Linked DNA regions of Homo sapiens: region 2 is linked to region 1. Evidence: chromatin loops called from intact Hi-C (ENCODE). Cell type or tissue: ascending aorta. All regions are shown on one strand. Each heading gives the region's core, and the rest is flanking DNA. Links, peaks and the distances in the headings are about the cores only.

Region 1 (9,723 bases), core at 1-8,000:
CCCTTGACAGGGAGGAAAGGCAATGGTAGGAACCTCTGGTGGTCTGGGTGTCTATGTGCCTGGTGACCAGGGCTGGATTTTTATTACTCTGAGCCCACTGCTAGTGAGGAGCCTTGAGGGGTGGGGACAGGTTGCTGAGTGATTTTGAACGTTGACACCAGTGTGGAGCCAGTGTGGGTGTGGGGAGCAGTGCCTTCCTCAGGTCCCAGCTGGTCCTGATATGCCACGTAGTGGATGGCATCTGTCTTGGTCCATGGGCTTGGTGGGAACATGCTTCTGCTTGTGTGTTTTCCATACCTGAGGGCTGACGTAGCTTAAACCACAGGGCATCATGCCAAACACTCACTGCTGGGCAGGTTTATTTCTGGGGATGTCAGGGTACTGGGGTGTAGGCACTAAGCAGGATAGAGTTAGGGTGTCTGGCTAGTAAGGGGTTCTGGACGCCTCTGGGGCTGTGAGTTTTCATCTCAAAGTCTGTTCCAGAGAAAGGAAAGTAGTATAGAGGTGATTTTTAGAGAAGCTGAGACCATGAAAACAAGCCTAATCCCATCCAGAAACTGGGGTAAAGTCTGAAAGTTCGTTTTCTTCTTCCTCCCTGAATAATTGTTCCAGAAGGGATGCTAACTCTGCCAGAGCTACAGGCAGATTTTTGGGCTTTGGAAGTGGAAGCTGAGGCCTGGGGAAGGCTGGGTAAGGAATGCTGGGGCAATCTCAGACAGTAGGCAGGTGCTTGGCATGAATGAGAAGTGACTTTCCTGGAGTCCCTCAGTAGAGGATGAGATAGCAGGGATTAGGCCACAGTCTCAGATCCTGATCTTTTTTCTTCCTAGGAAAGCATACATAACTTGTGTCTGCAGAATCAGTGTGGGATGATTTTGCTGGCCCAAGGCTTCAGCGAGAGGGAGAAGAGAGGTCACTACAGCCCTCCTGTGGGTAAAAGCAGCTCTCTTATAAACCTGCCTCCATGCAGTGGGGTGGGGGTAAGGGTGGGTGACAGCAAAGAGGTTGAGGAACCTCCCTGGGTTTGGGGAGTGAGAGCTTCCATGTTCCCTTAATGTCCTAGGTTAATTCATAAGGCATCTGAGTCCTGGGTCTCACCCAGCCTCACAGAGAGAAAAACTGTCCCTGAGGGTGTCCCCTCCCACTCAAAGGTAGAAAGAGATTGAGCCAGGAACTGCCCTCATATCCTCTGCTCTGCCCCTTCCCTTCCCTTTCCTCTGCCCCTCCCACCTAAAGCTGTTTGGGGCCCTTTCTCAGAGCCCTGGGTGGTGGCAGGCAGGGAGGAGTCCCAAGATCCTGGTGGCCCTGAGCCCCATGCTATGGTTGCCAGATTTGGCAAATAAAAATACAGGATGTCCAGTTACATTTGAATTTCAGTTCAACAACAAACAATTATTAAGTGTAAATATGTCCTAGGCAAATAGTTGGGACATATACTAAAAAATAATTTGTTGTTTATCTGAAATTCAAATGTAACTGGTCATCCTGCATTGTGTCTGGGAACCCTACCCTATGACTTTTCCCCCTCTCCCTTTGGTCCCAAGGGGCCAGGAACCCCAAGGATTTGACTTAACCAGTTTTTTGAACTGCAATATTGAGAAGGGGACACTGTGACTTGAAGACACATGAATTACTTTATTTTTTAAGCAACAACAAAATAAGAACCTTCTGAAGCCATTTGAGCCTCATCTGCCCCCATCCGTGTATATTTAATTATATATAAAAGAAGATAATTACCTAGAAACATATGAACAGAATCTTGTTTAATCAAGATGCATGTCTATAACTTTCTGTAAATAGCCGCATGGCAATGCTGAGAGTCCCCTTGATCCCCAACCTCAAACCCATTTTACAGAACTGGTTGAGGCTGCTCCTTTGATTTTATGTCGTGTAAAGTCTTTGTTCCCCAGCCCCACCCCTGCCTCCTCCCATCGGGAAACCCCCCATGGGAGTCATCAGTGGGCGGGAGTCGGTGCCTGCTCCAGTCCAGCCCTGCCTTGGGAGATGCTGGAGGACCCTGTCGCCCTGAAGGCCTGTTTGCTGCACATCTGCCTGCAGAGCCAAACCTCAGGGCCCGGTGCAGTGTCCAGCCTGGTATCTGGCATCCCAGTAGCTTCCATGTTCTGTGTATGTGTGTGGTGTGCCCCTTCCTCCCACTGTTTGAATTCACTGAAAAGCCATAAAGGGGGCCTCCTGCTGGAGATTTGGCCTCCCTTGGCTCCTCCCAGGAGCCCCCATGTCTCTCCAACTGGCTCCCCACAGACCACTTCTGAAGGGCTCACCTGTTGTCACTCCCTCCTGCTCCCTCAGTCCCGTGTCATGAGAATGGACGGTGTCCAGGGCTTCCGGTGGGGTCTCAGGAGATGCCCATGCTGGCCCTGCCCGAGCTGGCTTTCTCGGCCTGGGTTCACAGTTCAGCTCCATCTCTACGCTGGGCGAGGAGCAGACAGCAGTGGGACTCCATGGTTCTGGATACCTTTCCTGGGGTCCCTGTGGAGGCAACCAGGATTTTCAGGAGCAGCCAGTCAGCAGCTCAGCCAGGGATGACAGAACCATCCCTGCTTACTCACCTCTGTAGTGTGAGGGTCTGTGGGTGGTGATGGAGGAGGGACTCAGGGAGAGGCCGGTGAATACAGGGGCTGACGCTCTTCCCTCGTGCATCCTCCTGCAGTCTGACAGAAAGCAGCCCAATAGCGGGGCAACCTCAGGGCTACCAGCGATCCCCTGAGAGTGGGGTGGGCAGGTTCAGCTGTGAGAGAGGCTCAGGCAGAGCAGGTGTGGACTAAGTCCCCTGACCTTCACACCTGCTCCCCAGAGAAGCCCCAGCCAGTTGCACCAAGTAGCAGAGGTGAGTAGAGGGGCCTGGGGGCTTCCAAGGCCCCAGGTCATCCTGTTGAACTGAGAGGGACAGGTAGCCCCCCTGCCTGCGGCCCCTGGCCCCATGGGCACCTGAGGGCAGTACTGCATGGGAAGAGCCCAGGATGCCTCAGGCCTGGCAACTGTGACAAGTATGAGGAAGGAGAGAGAACGGGAAGGGAATCAGGCAGGGCGCATTCGAGGAGGCCAGAGGTGGCGAGGCAGGCTTGCCCTGCACAAACCACAACAGAAGTTGCACACAGAAGTCCCAGGGACCTTTGTGCTGGGAACTGAAAGAGTGGGGAAGGTGGAGGGGACCATTTCAGAGCAGGCTGGAATCAGGTGCTTGGACCAGTGAAGACATGTCTTGCTTCCTCCAGCTCTCTCTGGGGCCCTCCCACTCTCCACACCCACAGCAGAGACAAATTGAGGCAAGAGTTGAGAGAGCATCTGTCTGGTGAGGTGATGGGAGCAGTGTGCATGGGGCACCAGGAGTTCCTCCATCCCACCTGCCTTAGCGATCAGGACTTTAGGGGGGCCTCTTCAAAGATAGTGACCCTTCTGCCCTGACTCCTGCCCATCTAAGGACTTGATTTGCTGCTTTCTGAAAACCCTGGGGCTGAAAACTTCAAAATCAGGGCCTGGCAGAGCCTAGCTTCGCCAAGGTCAGCCCACCAGGAGCCCTGCCTTCGTCTCCATAGGAAGGACACATGTACAGCCCTTGCCCCCGGCCCTCTCATTCCCACTTCTGCTTGGCAATGCTCTCCATCTCCCTTATGTGGACTCTTGTTCTTGTCTGATCTCTTGTCAAATTGTTATTTTGTAATGAACTGCGTCTCCTTATTAAAGAAATGAGCTGAAAGAAACCTGGGGGTGGGGGGTGTCTCTGGTTGTTTTTGCTGCGCTGAGGTGGGGGTGAGGGAGTGGGAGCTGCCTGTGAGGGTCAGTATGGTGGGTGAGGGTGGTGAGATGGTCCTGAGGCTCTGGCTTCTAACCCAGAATCTCCCTTCAGGGAAGCACCAAAAGGGGCTGAGGTCCCCTCTCTCCTGGGGTTGGGGGAAGACCAGATTGGCACTCTGGTGGGTGCTGGGGCCCACACATCTCCTGAGAACACATGCCAGGCTGTGGAACTGTGGGGAGTGTGGTGGTGCCGGGGAACATTGTCTGGGAGGCTGGGCGGGGCGGGGTGGTGGTGGGGACTATATTCTTGAATTCCCTTCCAGTAGAGCTGGGCTTAGGGAACAGCCACAGTCTGAGCCCAATGACGAGAGGGAGGCTGGCCCTGGGAAGTGGGAATTTGAAAAGTAACAATTTCTACAAAGTCCTCAGTTGACTCTTTGCAAATAACTTGAAATGTCTTTAACTTCTGAAGCAAAGATGTTAGGGACCAGGGATAGGGCGTCAGAATTTTTAGGGAAAGGGAGAGTGGGACAGCATTGCCCCCAAAGACCAGGGAAGAGTAAAACTCCTTCTTCGGTTCCCACTTCCACCTGTCTCCTCTCCTTGAGGATAGACCAGCAGCTACCATTTTTGTCAGTTTACACCAGCACCTGTCCTCCAGGAACACCGTTGGCTAGATGTGTGCTTGTCCATCAGGTCCAAAGGCATGGGGGCAGTGAATGCAAGCAGGGATGGGAGCTGCCCACCTGAGGGAGCATGAGCCCAGATCCTTTAACATCTATCCTGTCTTGCTGCTTCAGTCCCTAAGGCTGGGTAGGGTGAGGGGCATGAGCCTTTCAGCAGACGGACTGGGATTTATCACCTGAGGGTCTCCTGGCTAAGAATATGAGCTTTTTACTCTGCCAATAGGTTGTGGCCTTCTCCTTTCCCCCCAAGAGGGCTGGACCACGTGACGGCTAGGTGATACTGTATCTGCAGACCTTACTACAACCAGTGGGGGTCAGAAAGAGAAATGACATTTGCAGTCTAGGAACCCTTTGCATCGGTCATGCTTCTTTGCCTCTGTTTTGTGCCCCAGGACAGGACTGAATTCTTCAACCATGACATCAAGTGTGCTTGTTCTGCTGCTGCTTGGGTTACAAACAGCTGGGTGACATCAGGGGAGAAGAATCTTCCCTCCCTGACCTCTCCCCAAGTCAGTGACCAGGGATTTCCGCTTGGCAGGAAACACAGGGCTGAGCAAAGCCAGAGGCAGGGCTTGCTGGATGGAGAAACCAGACCCAGATCCTGGCTGCCTGGGGTCAGACCTGGCCACCCACGTACAAACCCTGCCAGCGGGCCTGAACAGCTCTTCTCTGGGCATGGCTCCTTCATTTTGAGTTTAGATTTAACCTTCAATAGCCCCCAAGTTAACTACATTTGTAGTTTGGAACTACAGGATAGTTTTGGATCTCCTGAATTAAACAATGACCTCATGAAGACTTATGGATATAGCAGATGACTAAGGGTGATGGCAGGAGACTTCCATGAGCCCAAGGAAATCACCACCTCCCTAGACCTCAACTTTCCCATGTACTAGAGTGTGCTAGTGTTCACCTGGATGGCCTCAACACCTTTGTCACTTAAACCTGGTGTCTTCCAAGAAATAACCGTATATACTCTTGGTTACTTGAAGCTTGGAACCTTGATATCTATCTATCTATCTATCTATCTATCTATCTATCTATCTATCTATCTTACGGTTCTTTTGAACGCCAATCTAGGCTTCTCCTTGGCCTGACTCCATTTAGGAAATTCCTTGATACTACCAGAGACCCTTCTCAGTGGCCATGACTCACTGTGGCTGTCCCTGGGGAAGGGGCCTCTATGTGGACAGGAGTTGTAGGAGGCTGGTGGGCGAGGCCCCCACCAATGATAAGATGTAAAATCAGAAGAGGCTGCCCCAGATGTGAGATTCTAGAAATCCCATGCTCTGAACTGTGGAGACAGTCACAAAGTTAAAACACAGTTTTATTTACTCATTTATAAATACTGTTGTGTTTACAGGCATCATATAGAAGTGAATATTATTATTCCCAAACTTTCAAACACAGAATACTCAAAACTATATAACAACAACCAGTAAAACAAAACCATTCATCTTAGGGTTGAAAGGCCACTCAAAATTGCATAAAAATACATTCAGTTCACAAAGCAAGTCTGGCTGCTTCTCCCTAAACAACCCCAACCCCACCCCATCCCAGGTGTATTTACAGTGGACTGAAGTTAATCCATACAACTCAGCTGAAAAACAGTTACATCTGGTGTGTGAACCTTGGTGGAACTAGGGTGAAGGGTGGAGTAAAGACACAAAATGCTACCACTAAAATGGGAGAGGCATGGAAACCTCAGGGTGGTTCTTTTCACCCCTGTTGATCAAGGTCAGGGCAAAGACAAGGAGGAAGGAAAACCATAAAGCCAAAGTCTGAGTGTGAACCACTCAACTGAGCACAGGCTGTAGCTTCTCCAAGAAGGATGCAAGGGTGAAACATTCTTTCCTTCCTTCTGCAGGGAAATCATTGCCCTGGTGTGCCAGCCAGTGGTAGGCACAACCTTTCAAAAGTTCAAGGGATGCTGGCTAGAAAAGGAGGTATTCTGGATTGCTGCCTCCTCTCAGAACCCTCTCCTACCCCGCAGCCTGCCTCCTGGTGTCTTTTTTCCTCCAAACTCTCTTTACCTAACCTCTCTTCATCAGAAGGCAAGCGGGAATCTGTTCCGGGTTTCAGTAGAGTGGGAGAAAGGACAGGCAAAGGCACAGATATTTAGGCGAGAGTCAAGCTACTTCTGGCCCTTGCATGTCCCTTATTCAGGAATAGTGGGCCCCGACGACTGGCACTCCGACTCTCAACTCTGGTTTTGGGAGAACATTAGAGGCTCTTAAGAGGCTCCCCACCATCAGTGTGCCTTTCCTGAATCCTTGCTCTTTGAATGGGCTGAGCTGTTGCCACCAGATGCACTGATACACTGATTGATTAGGTTTGTGCTGGGAAGACACACTTCTGTTTTAAGCTATAAACAGTCTCAGGATAAAGAGTAAACCAGACATGGCTACTCATGGTCTCCTTGGCCAGGCTATGGAGGAGTCATACGGGCCTAAAAGTCAAACCTCATCTCTGAGGGGACATTAGCATAGCCGAGGAGCTTTGAAACTGGAATAGGGGGCGGTGGTGGTGGTGGTTGGTATACCCAACTTCTACAGGAATCTTGGCTGATTCATGGAAAACCACCTCTCTAAAGCACCCTCGGCTCCAAGTGAGAAAAGCAAGGAATTAAGAATGCAGAGGGAGATGAAAGGGAGAGGAGTGAAGTGTATGCTTATTCTGGAAGGACATAAGAGCATCCTGATGTCACCTTAAGGGGCCACCCAAGTAAATCTTTATTGGAAACATCAGGGAAAAATTTGGAGGAGAAATAACAGAAAATATCACTCTGGCAGATTCATGGTCCAAAATAAGCAGATGAATTGGGGAACAGCTCAAATAGGTCCTTTGGGGGATTAGAAGGGAGGGGGAAAAACAAAAGATATGATTTAATAAATAAAATTGGTTTCTGAGTTTTCATTTGTAATCAAGTATATGCCAGACCTCATTTTAAAAGCTCTGGGCTAGCAAATGTGCATGTGAACGCACATAAGCTAGATCCAAGAGTTATCCCCAAATTGCTAAACCTTTTTAGGTAAGGCCAGAACATTCATTAATGGTATTGTCTTTAGACACACCCACCTCTTACTTACAGTTCTCCCGAAGGAGGGCTTCCGGGACACTGGGTTGTAAGCCAAACCTGGGTTCTATGTTTGCCCTCAACCCCAACTCTCAAAGGAGAAGTGAATGCATCTTTCACCATGCAGCTGCTGGCTGCTGGCCAAGATTCTGTGTTTTTTCTCAGCCCTCAGAAATCACCTCATTCCTAGTAGCTGTGACCAACAGTTCCTGGACTACAATGAAGTTGATCTATTTTCCAATCTAATCAGAACACAAAAGATCAATAGCTGTCCCTGACAGGGTCTACTGCTTCCTGAGCAGTGTCAATACCCATTAAGGAAGCTGATTAAAATCTCTGCTCAGCTGGAGCCTGAGGGATGAAGTCACCAGTGAGACAGAACTCATTTCTGTGTGACAAAGCTTTGTTTCTGTGAAACTCTCTTCCTTCCCAGTACTTGCAGCTTCCACCCTGCTCTATGTCCAAAGCCCCTGGGCCTTCTGCCTTCTTCCCATCGCAGCACACAGCCACCTCCACTTCCAGGGTCTCTGCCCTTTCACTCCAATTACACCAGGTCCTGTAGGAGGCTTGTGAAAGCCAAGTGCTGTTCTATGCAATATGGTTGTGTGGACTCTGGGTTTGTAAACACTGCTTTGGTAGTCTCCTCTTCAGACCTGCTTTGAAGGAAAGACCATCTTGAATGGTATCAGAACCTCCTACTTCTGGTAAGTCCAAAATCCAGAGGGGGAGCTCAATGGAACTAAAGATTGAGGTTCTTGTCGAGGAAAATTTTCTTGCTGCTGTAAGGCAGAGTTCAAGACAATGAACCAGACGGTGCTAAGCAGAAAAACGATTAGTCTGCTATTTGGGTGTGAAGAGCCAATGTAGATCCCATTTTAAGAAAGCTGAGGAAAGGTGGTTGAGGAAACCTATGAAGCAGCAGGTCTATTTCCTATTAAAACAACTTGTCCAAAGGCTGCCTGCAACAAATTGCTTTCTATCCATTTCTCCATGAGCTCCAATTTCCACCTCTGCAGGCTTTAATATTCTTACCAAGCCAGCAGGAGGGAAAGCCATTGCAACATCATTCAATTACCCTCAATATTAAATTCACTTCCCAAAAAGGATGAGAAGTCAACCTTGATGTGCTCATATTAAACAGTTTAAATCCAGAAGAAAACAAAAAATTCTGGACTTGGATTTTTGAGGTTAGAAAGAATTTTTGAAGCAGAAATCCCAATAAATATGCTGATCTTCCTAAGAATGAATAAATCACAGAATTTTAAGCCAAAAGGAAAGGGCACATAAAGATTATCCAGTCCAACCTCATTTTACAGACAGGGAGGGTGACCTGCCCAAAGTCACATGACTAAAAGGAGAAGGGGTGGCCTTGGAATACAGATGTTCTGACTTCTAGGGTCTTATCTTTTAATGTTGCCTTTTTGTCCTCAAAGCTGCCTGCTTATTGGGTTGGAAGAACTCACATCTTATGAAGGGTTAGACCCTGCCTTGAAAATCAGTATGGTAGGCTGGGCGTGGGCCCTTACGCCTGTAATCCTATCGCTTTGGGAGGCCCAGCCAGGTGGATTGCTTGAGCCCAGCAGCTTCAGACCAGCCTGGGCAACATGGCAAAACCCCATCTCTACAAAAAAATTCAAAAATTAGCTGGGCATGGTGGTGCACACCTGCAGTCCTAGCTGCTCGGGAGCTGAGGTGAGAGGATCCCTTGAGCCTGGGAGGTGGAGGTTGCAGTGAGCTGAGATCACACCACTGCACTCCAGCCTGGGCGAGAGAGTATGGTGACTAAGATTTGTAGTAATAACTGGGCCTAGATTTAGGCCAATTACACGACCTCTGATTGGTAAGTGTGTGCTTAAAGTGCGGTCAGTGCTGGCATAAACAATGGGGTTTGAGGGCCCCTGATGATATCTCTGAGGGAAGGATACCAGGGCTCCTGCAGTGTTACTTCACTGATAAGCTCCAGTGGAACCAGTGGCTCATCTGGTAGAGTAGAATTTCCCTTTTCTTTCTGCTTAAATGCTGAATCCTTTCTGCTTTCTTTTTCCTTTTTGCACCTTTGGAGGTGCAAAGCCGCCTGGAAGCTGAATAACTGGCAACACTTTTAAATAGTTCTCTCTTCTCCAGGCTTCTTCTGCTCACTCCATGCCCACCTCAAGGGTGCCGACACTCACCAGTGGCCTGGACCGAAACACTGGCCTTTCTCTGAGA
Region 2 (9,995 bases), core at 926-8,925, 52 kb after region 1:
GGGATGTATATTTTTAAAAACCATGTTTAATAGCATAATTTTGTGTTCAGAGAATTAAAAATATTTATTATTTTCAAAATACAAACTAGAGAAGGTAAACAAAAATCTTCTTGGCTGGTGAGGACATGCACTATCTTCTATATATGAGTGATTTTTCATTAGGGAGTATATCATCAGCTGCTGTTACGAGTTTAAAAGTAAACATATATAATAAAAGTTTGTTTTCTAGTCACTGAAAAATCATCCTGCCTTTTGTTTTCTCAAGTTAAAAATAATAACTTGTTTGACTTACAGTTTATAGTTTGCCTTTACTACTGCTTGAACATTTGACAAAGGGTACAGTGTCCAAAATATTCTCTCCATGTGAATAGCTATTATTTTAAAAATACTCTCTGAGGATATTTTCCTTATATGGGGGCATTTACTATTTAGCCCTGTTAACAACACTCAAAAAAAAGAATCAAACTTCTAAATGCTGGCTGAAATTTCAATCCTCCGTTTTGAAGAATGTTGGATCAGGTGCTGTCCCTCTGTAACTCTGTGCCATCTCTAGAAGAAACTGTATGTATGTATACAAACAAGTTAAAGAAGTTTGGAAGAGGACAGTAAGAGAGCTGTCCTGACTTTAACTCTGAAATGCACACAGAAACTTCCCAGTATCTTTACTGTAAAGACTCAAGCATTTCCACTTTTCTAGAGAAATACAAAGACCCTGAAGCCCATAAGGTCTCAGGTTCTGTGGGCTCCATGGTCCCAGAGAGTATGACTGGGATTTGAGAACCAGGCACAGGAGATTCAGTTATGGCCTGCCAATTCCCTCCCTTGGCCTATAAATACAGCTTTCCTCCTTTCTGCAATTTCAGTTTCCTGTGTCTCCATCAAGGATAAATTTTGGACTCCCACAGCTACTTAAGCTTTTAACTGTCATCTTTGCCCTTTAGCATGTTCTTAAACTTGACCTTCAAATATATTTGAGATGTACTCCAATGTTGCTGGGAATATGGGGTTTTAGAGTCAGAGAGCTTGGTGCTTTAATCAAGGCTCTGCTGCTTACTAGTTGAGCAATGCTAGGCAAGCCATTTCTCTTCTATGTATCTCAGTTTCCTCATATGTAAAATAGGGATAGCAATACCCACCTTTCAGGGTGGCTGAGGACCAGCCAGTTACAACCAGGCATCAAAAGACATATGAGCACAACACCATCACAAAACCAGTTGTTAAAATACACTCAAAACCAGTTTTTAAAGAGTACCCTAATTAGTTGGACATGAGAGGAAATGAACTAGGCTAGGGAGATCTTAAGAGATGAAATCTTCATTTTATAACCAGTCCTTAGTGTCAGCAGCCACCAAATGAGTCTTGCATATCTTTCTCTGACATTAAAGACATAAGCAACATAATGGAACATGAGTGGTATATGAAAATCAACATTCTCTTTATTATAGTCTCAAGCCATTTGGACACTGGAAGTTGGTTAGAGTAAGTTGATGGTATTGTAGGAATCCACGGCCAGTGACCACTAAAATTGGGAAGCAGTCTCTTATTAAGCCATCTGTGTTTTAGTTTCCTGTAACTCAGATTTTCTCCCACTGTGACCTCTGTCTAAAAGGCAGGGATGAGGGGTGGTGAAACGAGGGTAGGGAGGTTGGATGGCAGCTGTTAGAAGTGAGACAAGACGAAAGCAGTACCTAACTCTAAGAAAGCAGAGGAAAAACAGAAAGGGAAAATGGGGGAAGGTCACCAAACAGGTTATTGTTGACTGCTCACCACATTGCTCTGGGAGCTATGGTTATAGTGGTGAAGAGACATTAATAAGGGGATCTTTACAACTAAAGGTACTACTCAGTATAAGAGGGAAGGGAGCAAAGATAAACACTAACTGAAGTAAGGTGTTCAGTTTTGTGGACCTCAATTGGTAGCCAGCAAAAAATACCCAACAGCTAGTGGGGTGAAAGCATTCTGTGGCTCCTTGGGAAAAAAAGGTACCAGTCTATGTGTTGAAGAGACACTCCTGGAACTCGATGACAGTAACATATATATCGGAGCCCCTCTTGGTGCTCTCACAAAAACTTGTGAATAAAATAACTTCGTAACAATATTCTTTTGGTATTCTCATCCCTAGCTGAGGTCTTAGACCAACATGCCATATACCAAATTCCACTACATGGTAATTTATACTGGTAAGAAAGACATTGAAAATGCATACAAAATAATTGGGGGAAAAAAAAACCCACACTAGTCTATCCAGGCTTCTTGCAAATTTTCTCCCCATAGCTCCCTAAATAAGGAAGCTATGGCCGTCCTTCTTCTTACTCTGTATATACAGCAAAGCGCAATCTAGTTCCTGAAAAAGTAACTGTTATATTGCCTGCTACCTAATATGCCCATCAGAGCTTCTCATCCCTTGCTATTGGTAGCAGTTCTTGCTTTTATCAGCTTCCCACAGAGGAAGACACTAAATCAGATGCAAATGCCCATATGTAAATCTCTTCACTGAGACATTCATTAGAGAAAATGGAGAAAAGTCTCAAATGGCTCTACCTAGGACATCACAAACACCTCCATACAGCTGGTTGTCAATGGCCAAGAGTTAGTTCTTTGGCTTTTAAGCAAGACATTTCCTGAAGGTACTTGGTGATTAAGGAGTAAGGTTCCAAGTGGCCATAACTCCTTGCTCATTGCTCATTTTGGTCTTTCTCACAGACAGACATACAAAATAGGCAAAAGCATACTCTACCTCATATACATACATACATGAATACACACACAGAACTTGCAAAACTGAAGTTTAATGTATATAGTTGTGTGGCCATTTCAGAGGTTTTTCTCTTGAAACATAGTATTGACTCATAAAACACAAGAAAGGCAGTGACTAAAATAGCTGTAGAAATTGAGAAAAGCCTTGTAAGATAAAGTGATAAGGACTGTAAAATCTTACTGTTAAGCAGTTTACAACCGATAGTTAAAAGCTAAAAGGCAGAAACTGTAGCCCGACATATTTAAGTCTGCTTTTACTTAAGACTACATTAAGTATTATGAACCATAACCTCTTGCAGAGAAACTTACAGGGTCTTTACTTGCAATTTTTTTTCCCTGTACTGATTCCCATATGCTCTGAAATCCCTTTGCTCTAAACCTAATGCCCCAAGTTATATATATACACATTCTCTACCTTTGACACAGCTATGAACATACGTAAATAAAAAATGCTGCTTACTCGGAGCGTCTTGGCAGTCGGGGAGGGAGATGCTGGGGGAGAATCAGACTGAGATTTCCTATTCCGAGTGAATTCTTTACTTCGGGTATATAAAGAGGACATGGTTCCTCAGGATGCAGATAGACACTCAACCACTGGATTCTTCACACAAAGCTGGGAAATTTCCCTGTAGGTTACCCTCACAGAATCTCTCCTTTTGAGTTGATGCAAGATGACTTTGGATAGAACTAAATAAAGGATAAAAGCAGCCCTGTAAATTATAGTCTTGAGCTCTGAACCAGTCCCCAGTTACACAGAGTCTGAGTTCCATCAATATTTTCAATTCAGCTTTGACCACAGGTTCTCAGGACTGGTAGCTTACCGTAGAGGGTATTGTGCTGAGCAACACCTTTTATGCCTAGATTGAGTCCTTGATTCTCCTCAAAGGACACTTCTTATTGAGCCTTGCTCTCCAATAAAACCTGAGTCTAGGTTCCTGATGACACCAGATTAAATCCCGGAGGAAAGACGACCTTGGATCCTGCCGGCAGCGAGTCTGGGAACTACTATCACTTTATCCAGAGGGAAGAAATACAAATCCTGTGGAAATCATGCTGTCTTTCCTTAGCTTGACTCCACTGGGCTGTAAGGCATTTGGAACTACTATGATAAAATCAGGTCAAACAACTTAAAAAACAAAAACGAAAAATGATAAATAAGGAACCAAGAGTTTATAAGAAGGAAGCAGTCTGAGGAAGTCAAGTTTCCCTAAGTCCTCCCAGACGAAGCTGCTTTTACATATAAACACTCACAGTCATACACACATCTTTTCCCCTCCCCTCTTCTATTTTCTGACATTCCAAATCCCTATTCGCTCAGTGAGGAATGCTGGAGAGGAGCCAAGGGCAAAGATTCACTTTCAACTCAGAATTCGGGTTACCACTTGTAGGAGGAAAAGAAAGCCTGCCAGCTTCTAGGAATAAAGGGAGGCTCTTTGGGGGCATGCTCAGAGGCAAACCTCACCAACCTTCCAGTGTCCCCTGCCTCAGAGTAGGCAGCAGTCTCTAAGGCTGATTGCTCCGAATACTATGAGAAGGGGGATTTTTCAACTTCTAGATCTCTTAAGTAACAACGCCCAGACAGAAAAATTAGTCAAAGCACCTTCAGGCCCTTAATGTTCAATTTTAATGAGATGCCATTCCTGTTGCACCGTGAGGAAGCAAACTGAAGCTCTGGCTCACTGCAAAGAAAGTTATCTGTCCATTACAGACCTTACTGGCTGGATCTGTAAGTATAAAGCTTACCAGAGTTTCCTAAGATGCCACAATCGGGAAAATGACAATGGAAAGTGGTATAAAGGTGAGGGAAAAGAAAGAAGGGTCAGAAATGAAGAGAGAAAACAGACAGTAGTGCAATTGCAAGGCTACAGGACTCAGTAGTACAGGGAAAACGAAATTAAAAAGAGAGGAATTTATTTGCATAGTGTTGAAGGATTTTGGATTTGACCTGGAAGAAACATCTAAAATTTAATCTTTTGCACTTTGTTGTTACCACTACACTAACCAAAATTTCTAGGCCAAATGTTTTCTAAGCCAACGGGTTTATCCCCAAAGTAACAACCCTCTTTTCTCTGGACTCTTGGAAACTCTATCCTGCTTTCCCTTTTTCCACATGAAATTTATACTTTTCACTTCAAACTTTCTCAATATGCTATTCTTTTCTAACTGCCTTGACAACTTCTTTATTCCTATGATTAACTTTGTGAAATTAAATCAAGGGAAGTGATCAACTACTTGGAAGTTGGTCTGAGGAATATAGGTTGAAAAGAGTTTTACAAACTCATTCTTTTAGATTGAGAATGAATCAGAACCCCTTTATTAGGGGTCCTGGAAATTATTCCATCTTCCTTAAGAAGACTGATAAATTCTATCATAAACCAGAATACAGTGTGTCTCAAAGGCCAACTGTTGCCAGGTGCAATGGCTCACGCCTGTAATCCCAGCACTTTGGGAGGCCAAGGTGGGTGGATCACATGAGGTCAAGAGTTTGAGACCAGCCTGACCAACATGGTGAAACCCTGTCTCTACTAAAAATACAAAAAATTAGCCAGGCATTGTGGGGGGCACCTGTAGTCCCAGCTACTACACAGGAGGCTGAGGCAGGAGAATCACTTGAAACAGTGAGGCAGAGGTTGCGGTAAGCCTTGAGATCGTGCCATTGCACTCTAGCCTGGGCGACAAGAACAAAACTCTGTCTCAAAAACAAACAAACAAACAAAAACAACTTGCCAATTATCTTGGGAATTCAGATCTTATATGATGTATATTATAGATATAGCTTATATAGCTAATCTCATCTGATAAGGTGAGTCTCCATTAGATCTTTTCACTTAAAGAAATACTGATGTAAACCTAAATACTAACATTCCCATGCTTGGTAGCATGACTGGCTAGGGAAAGGTTAGTGACACTTTTTTGATATGTTGAATGAAAGTCACCGGTTTACATTATTCCTTAAAGGCATGGCAAGAACAACTTGATCAGACACAGTTTCCTGACCTGTTTCTGTAAGATTCATACAGTGATTTCACACTCACTGGCAATTAGAGAGGGAATGTAAACCTCTTTTACTACAAACTGGCCTCTTTGTCTCTTTTTACTTCTATCTTATGTCCACTTCTAGGAAGTAGTAACAATGACAAACTCTTTTATATTTTATAAAGTGTTTTAACATATATTATCTCACCTGATCCTCTCAACCACACTGAAAAGTATACCACTGTACAGTCATGCCCTGCATAACCGATGTTTCTGTCAACAAACCACACATACAATGGTGGTTGCATAAGACTATAATGGAACTGAAAAATTCTTATCACCTGGTATTTACTTTTTCTTTTTTTTTTTTTTGAGACGGAGTCTCAGTCTGTCGCCCAGGCTGGAGTGCAGTGGCGCAATCTTTGCTCACTGCAAGCTCCGCCTCCCGGGTTCACGCCATTCTCCTGCCTCAGCCTCCCAAGTAGCTGGGACAACAAGCGCCTGCCACCATGCCGGGCTAATTTTCTTTTTTTGTATTTTTAGTAGAGACAGGGTTTCACCATGTTAGCCAGGATGGTCTCGATCTCCTGACCTTGTGATCGGCCCGTCTCAGCCTCCCAAGGTGCTGGGATTACAGGCGTGAGCCACTATGCCCGGCCTAACCTGGTATTTACCATACTATATTTTAAATCATTATTTTAGAGTGTACTTCTCCTTCTACTTATATATAAAAACGTTAACTGTAAAATTGCCTCAGGCAGGTTCTTCAGGAGATATTCCGAAGAAGGCATTGTTATGATAGGAAGTGACAGCTCCATGCAGGAAGACCTTCCAATGGGATAAGATGTGGAAGTGAAAGACAGTGATACTGATGATTCTGACCCTGTGTAGGCCTAAGCTAATGTGTGTGTGTCTTAGTTTTTAACAAGAAAGTTTTAAAGTTAAAAAAAAAAACAGATAAAAGCTTATAGATTAAGAATATAAAGAAATATTTTTGTACAGCTGTATGTGTTTGTTTTAAGCTAAGTATTACTGCAAAAGGGTCAAAACATTAAATTTTAAAAACGTATAAAGTAAAAAAATTATAGTAAGCTAAGGTTATTTATTATTGAAGAAAGAAAAAACATTTTTATAACTTTAGTGTAGCCTAAGTGCACAGTGTTAATAGTCTATAGTAGTGTACGGTAATGTCCTAGGCCTTCACTCACCACTTGCTCACTGACTCACCCAAAGCAACTTCTAGTCCTGTAAGGTGCATTCATTCACGGTAAATGCCCTATACAGGTATATCATTTTTAATCTAATCTTTTACCCAGTATTTTTACAATACCTTTTCTATGTTTAGACACACAAATACTTATCATGTTCCAGCTCTACAATATTCAATATAGTAACATGCTGTACAGGTTTGTATCCTAGGAGCAATAGGCTATACCATATAGCCTAGGTGTGTAGTAGGCTGTACCATCTAGGTTTGTGTTAAATTCACTCTTTGATGTTTGCTCAGGGACGAAATTGCCTAAAAACTCATTTCTTAGAATGTATCCCTGTCGTTAAGGGACTCGTGACCATATTACTATCTTACAGATGAAGAAAGTGAAGTTCTGAAAGGTTAAGTGTCTTGGCCAAAGACACACAGCCAGTAAAATGGGAGCAAAACACAACTGCCTGAAGAATAAACTTTGGTTGATTAAAGTAAAGTAAAAACAGATCTGAAAAGATCTACCAATTCAAATCCTTCAGTAAAATTCTGGGTATTTGAGACACTTGCAGGAACACATCAGATATACAGAGAAACAGAGATAAATTCTCCAGAAAGTTGAATGTGAGCTCTTTCTTTCTTCACTTGTCTTTTTGTAGATTTAATTTTTTTCAACCCAGCCAACAAGCATTTATTGTTCCTTTCTGACTGAAAAGATATTAATTCCCCTGTAAAAATAAGAACTGAATGGAAATATTCTTGACCACAGACTTCTACAGGATGAGCTTTGCAAACAGCCACTTGTTTAGAAAATAACTCATTCCAGATAAGCAGGATAGGATGTTGAGTTCATCTATTTTATTTCTTGTAGGTAAAAAAGAGGGAAGAAAAAAGTCTATAAACTTTAGGGCGTTGTTATAATGGAATTAAGAGCACCAGGTAGTCGGCTCAACAGAGTTTCCAACAAATATAAGAACTATCAAATAGAGGAACTGCATATGTTAGTTTTTTAGATGGGACATATCTAATGTGTGAATAAGTCAATAAAATGTCTCATGATGTGAATACTAATCATCGACTCTCATTGACTCAACTCTCCCAAAAGTTAGTAAAGGAAGAAATTAATGAACCAGTTGAGTAATTTCTACTTTTTCCTCTTTTTATTTTTTTAAATTAAAAAAACCTAAATGGCATGGTTTAAGGGTGATGTTTGATAAAATGCTCCCCAGTGATGATTTCCAATGCTAGCAATATACCATGGTGCTGTACACATGGTTTGGGAAGGGTGTGTATTTGAGGTCAGATATCCTGGATTGAAATTCTAACCCCTGCTTAACTGACTGATATGATCAAGTTCTTCAGCCTCATTGAATCTTACTTGGTTCATCACCCAAAACAGTGATAAGGATGCTTATTTACAGAGTTGTTATATGGTTTAGGATACACACACACACACACACACACACACATACACACACACACATAATCATCCATCACAGTGCCTAGCATGCGGTCATGCTCAATACATGGTCATTATCACAAAAAAATACTTGGTTAACATGCATGTGCATTTATAAAATATATGTAAGAATCCAAATGAAAATCTGAAAAAAGAGCTTAAATATCAGTTTTTATATTCTATGCATTTATTTTCCTTGTGATTATGTAAAAGGTTACTGAAAAAGATGATAGAATCTCCTTTTCAAATGCTTTAAGAAAAAACTTATCTCTACCTATCTTCCTCCTTCCCTCTTCCCAGCTTTCCTTATTTCTTAGAAGGCAAAGAGCCCTGGCAATAAGAGGAGGGTACAGTGGTGAGGTAGTAGCCTGGTCTACTTCGGTCTAGTTAGGGGATTGGCTTTACACAAGGGATTGAGCAAATAAGTAAACATATTGAAAATGGCAACTAGGTTTCTCATTGTTAGAGAAGGCAGACATAAATACAAAAAAAAAAAAAAAAAGGGAAAGCTAGAAAGAACCCCATGTTGGTATGAACTCATGATTTTCAATATAGATAGATAAAGAAATAAAGATGTAAATGTACATGTATATGTAAGCAAATGCATCCATATGTATGTCTTTCCTAGCTCTGTCCACTGAAAGGGGCCTGGGAAGAGCAACACTCCAGCAGCATTTAGCGTACCTAGTGCCCAGATCATTGTTTCTAAATGCCACTTTGTACTAAGAGGAACAGGGCTCCCTGGAGAAATGGCTAATTCCAGAGCTGGGGTAAGGAAAGAAAATGAGCCTGATCTCTTGTGCTAGAAGGTGAGAAAGTCCTCAAACAACACTTAAATGATATGACACAAGGACACAGAAGCCTGCTTAAAAAGCCAAACCTGGGATAATAAGAGCATCATAATAAATAATGATAGCAATGAATTATAACCCACTGACTAGGAACCCATGAGTAGACATTGATATAAATAAATGAATGAAAAAAATAAATAGGAGGAGAAAAGCTTCTTGCTTACAATAGAATGCCTACTAATAAATGTAGAAGGGGTAATAAAGTTAGAAAAATTACCATTTGGCAACCATGACTGTAAAATCAATCCAAGAAAGAAGTATTAATGGATGTTCAAAGTAGTGGGTAAAAGTAGAGGAGAAACTGGAGTTTACACAATCTCAAAGTACCACATCAGACAACATTTATTAATCACAAAAGAGGAAAAACTAACTTTACCATGGAGAAACCTGGCAGACGTCATCTCAATCCAGTCCTCAAAGACAAGACCACTAGTAACATGACAAACTGACAGCATGAAATGAGAAGAGTACAGTATCGCTTCTATGACACTGTGGCCAAAAATGCATAAGCTGGGTCTAATCATGAGAAAACACTGAATAAACCTAAACTGAGGGACATATATGACTGGCCTGCTATCTTCAAAAATATCAAGGTCAGCCAGGCGTGATGGCTCATGCCCGTAATCTCAGCACTTTGGGAGGCTAAGGAGAGCAAATCTCTTGAGCCCAGGGGTTCAAGATTAGCCTGGGCAATGTCATAAAACCCCGTCTCTACCAAAAAAACAAAACAAAACAAAACAAAACAAAAAAA

The links. Peaks named below come from ENCODE experiments on the same cell type or tissue, not always from the same donor. Only the 100,000 strongest peaks of a DNase experiment are listed, where the experiment ranks them.
Region 2: it touches region 1 in a loop (3-fold over the local background); 5 of 110 quality-filtered maps call a loop at or near these places.

What each region holds. Positions count from the first base shown.
Region 1 is chr1:202,584,595-202,594,317 of GRCh38, reverse strand. It overlaps PPP1R12B (protein phosphatase 1 regulatory subunit 12B), which reads right to left. Exons shown (of 24, transcript NM_002481.4): 24 at 1,616-9,723. It overlaps SYT2 (synaptotagmin 2), which reads left to right. Exons shown (of 9, transcript NM_177402.5): 9 at 1-3,722. Among named protein-coding and RNA genes, the nearest start is that of SYT2, 120 kb to the left of the region's middle. RefSeq lists enhancers at 2,378-3,204, 4,875-4,924, 4,330-5,529. In ascending aorta, for the core only: no CTCF peak of the experiment used is centred there; DNase peaks (open chromatin) are centred at 267, 4,977, 5,623 and 7,649; H3K27ac peaks cover 8,000 bases.
Region 2 is chr1:202,533,464-202,543,458 of GRCh38, reverse strand. The region is part of intron 18 of PPP1R12B (protein phosphatase 1 regulatory subunit 12B); the gene reads right to left. Among named protein-coding and RNA genes, the nearest start is that of SYT2, 170 kb to the left of the region's middle. In ascending aorta, for the core only: no CTCF peak of the experiment used is centred there; a DNase peak (open chromatin) is centred at 4,098; H3K4me3 peaks cover 3,861 bases; H3K27ac peaks cover 3,775 bases.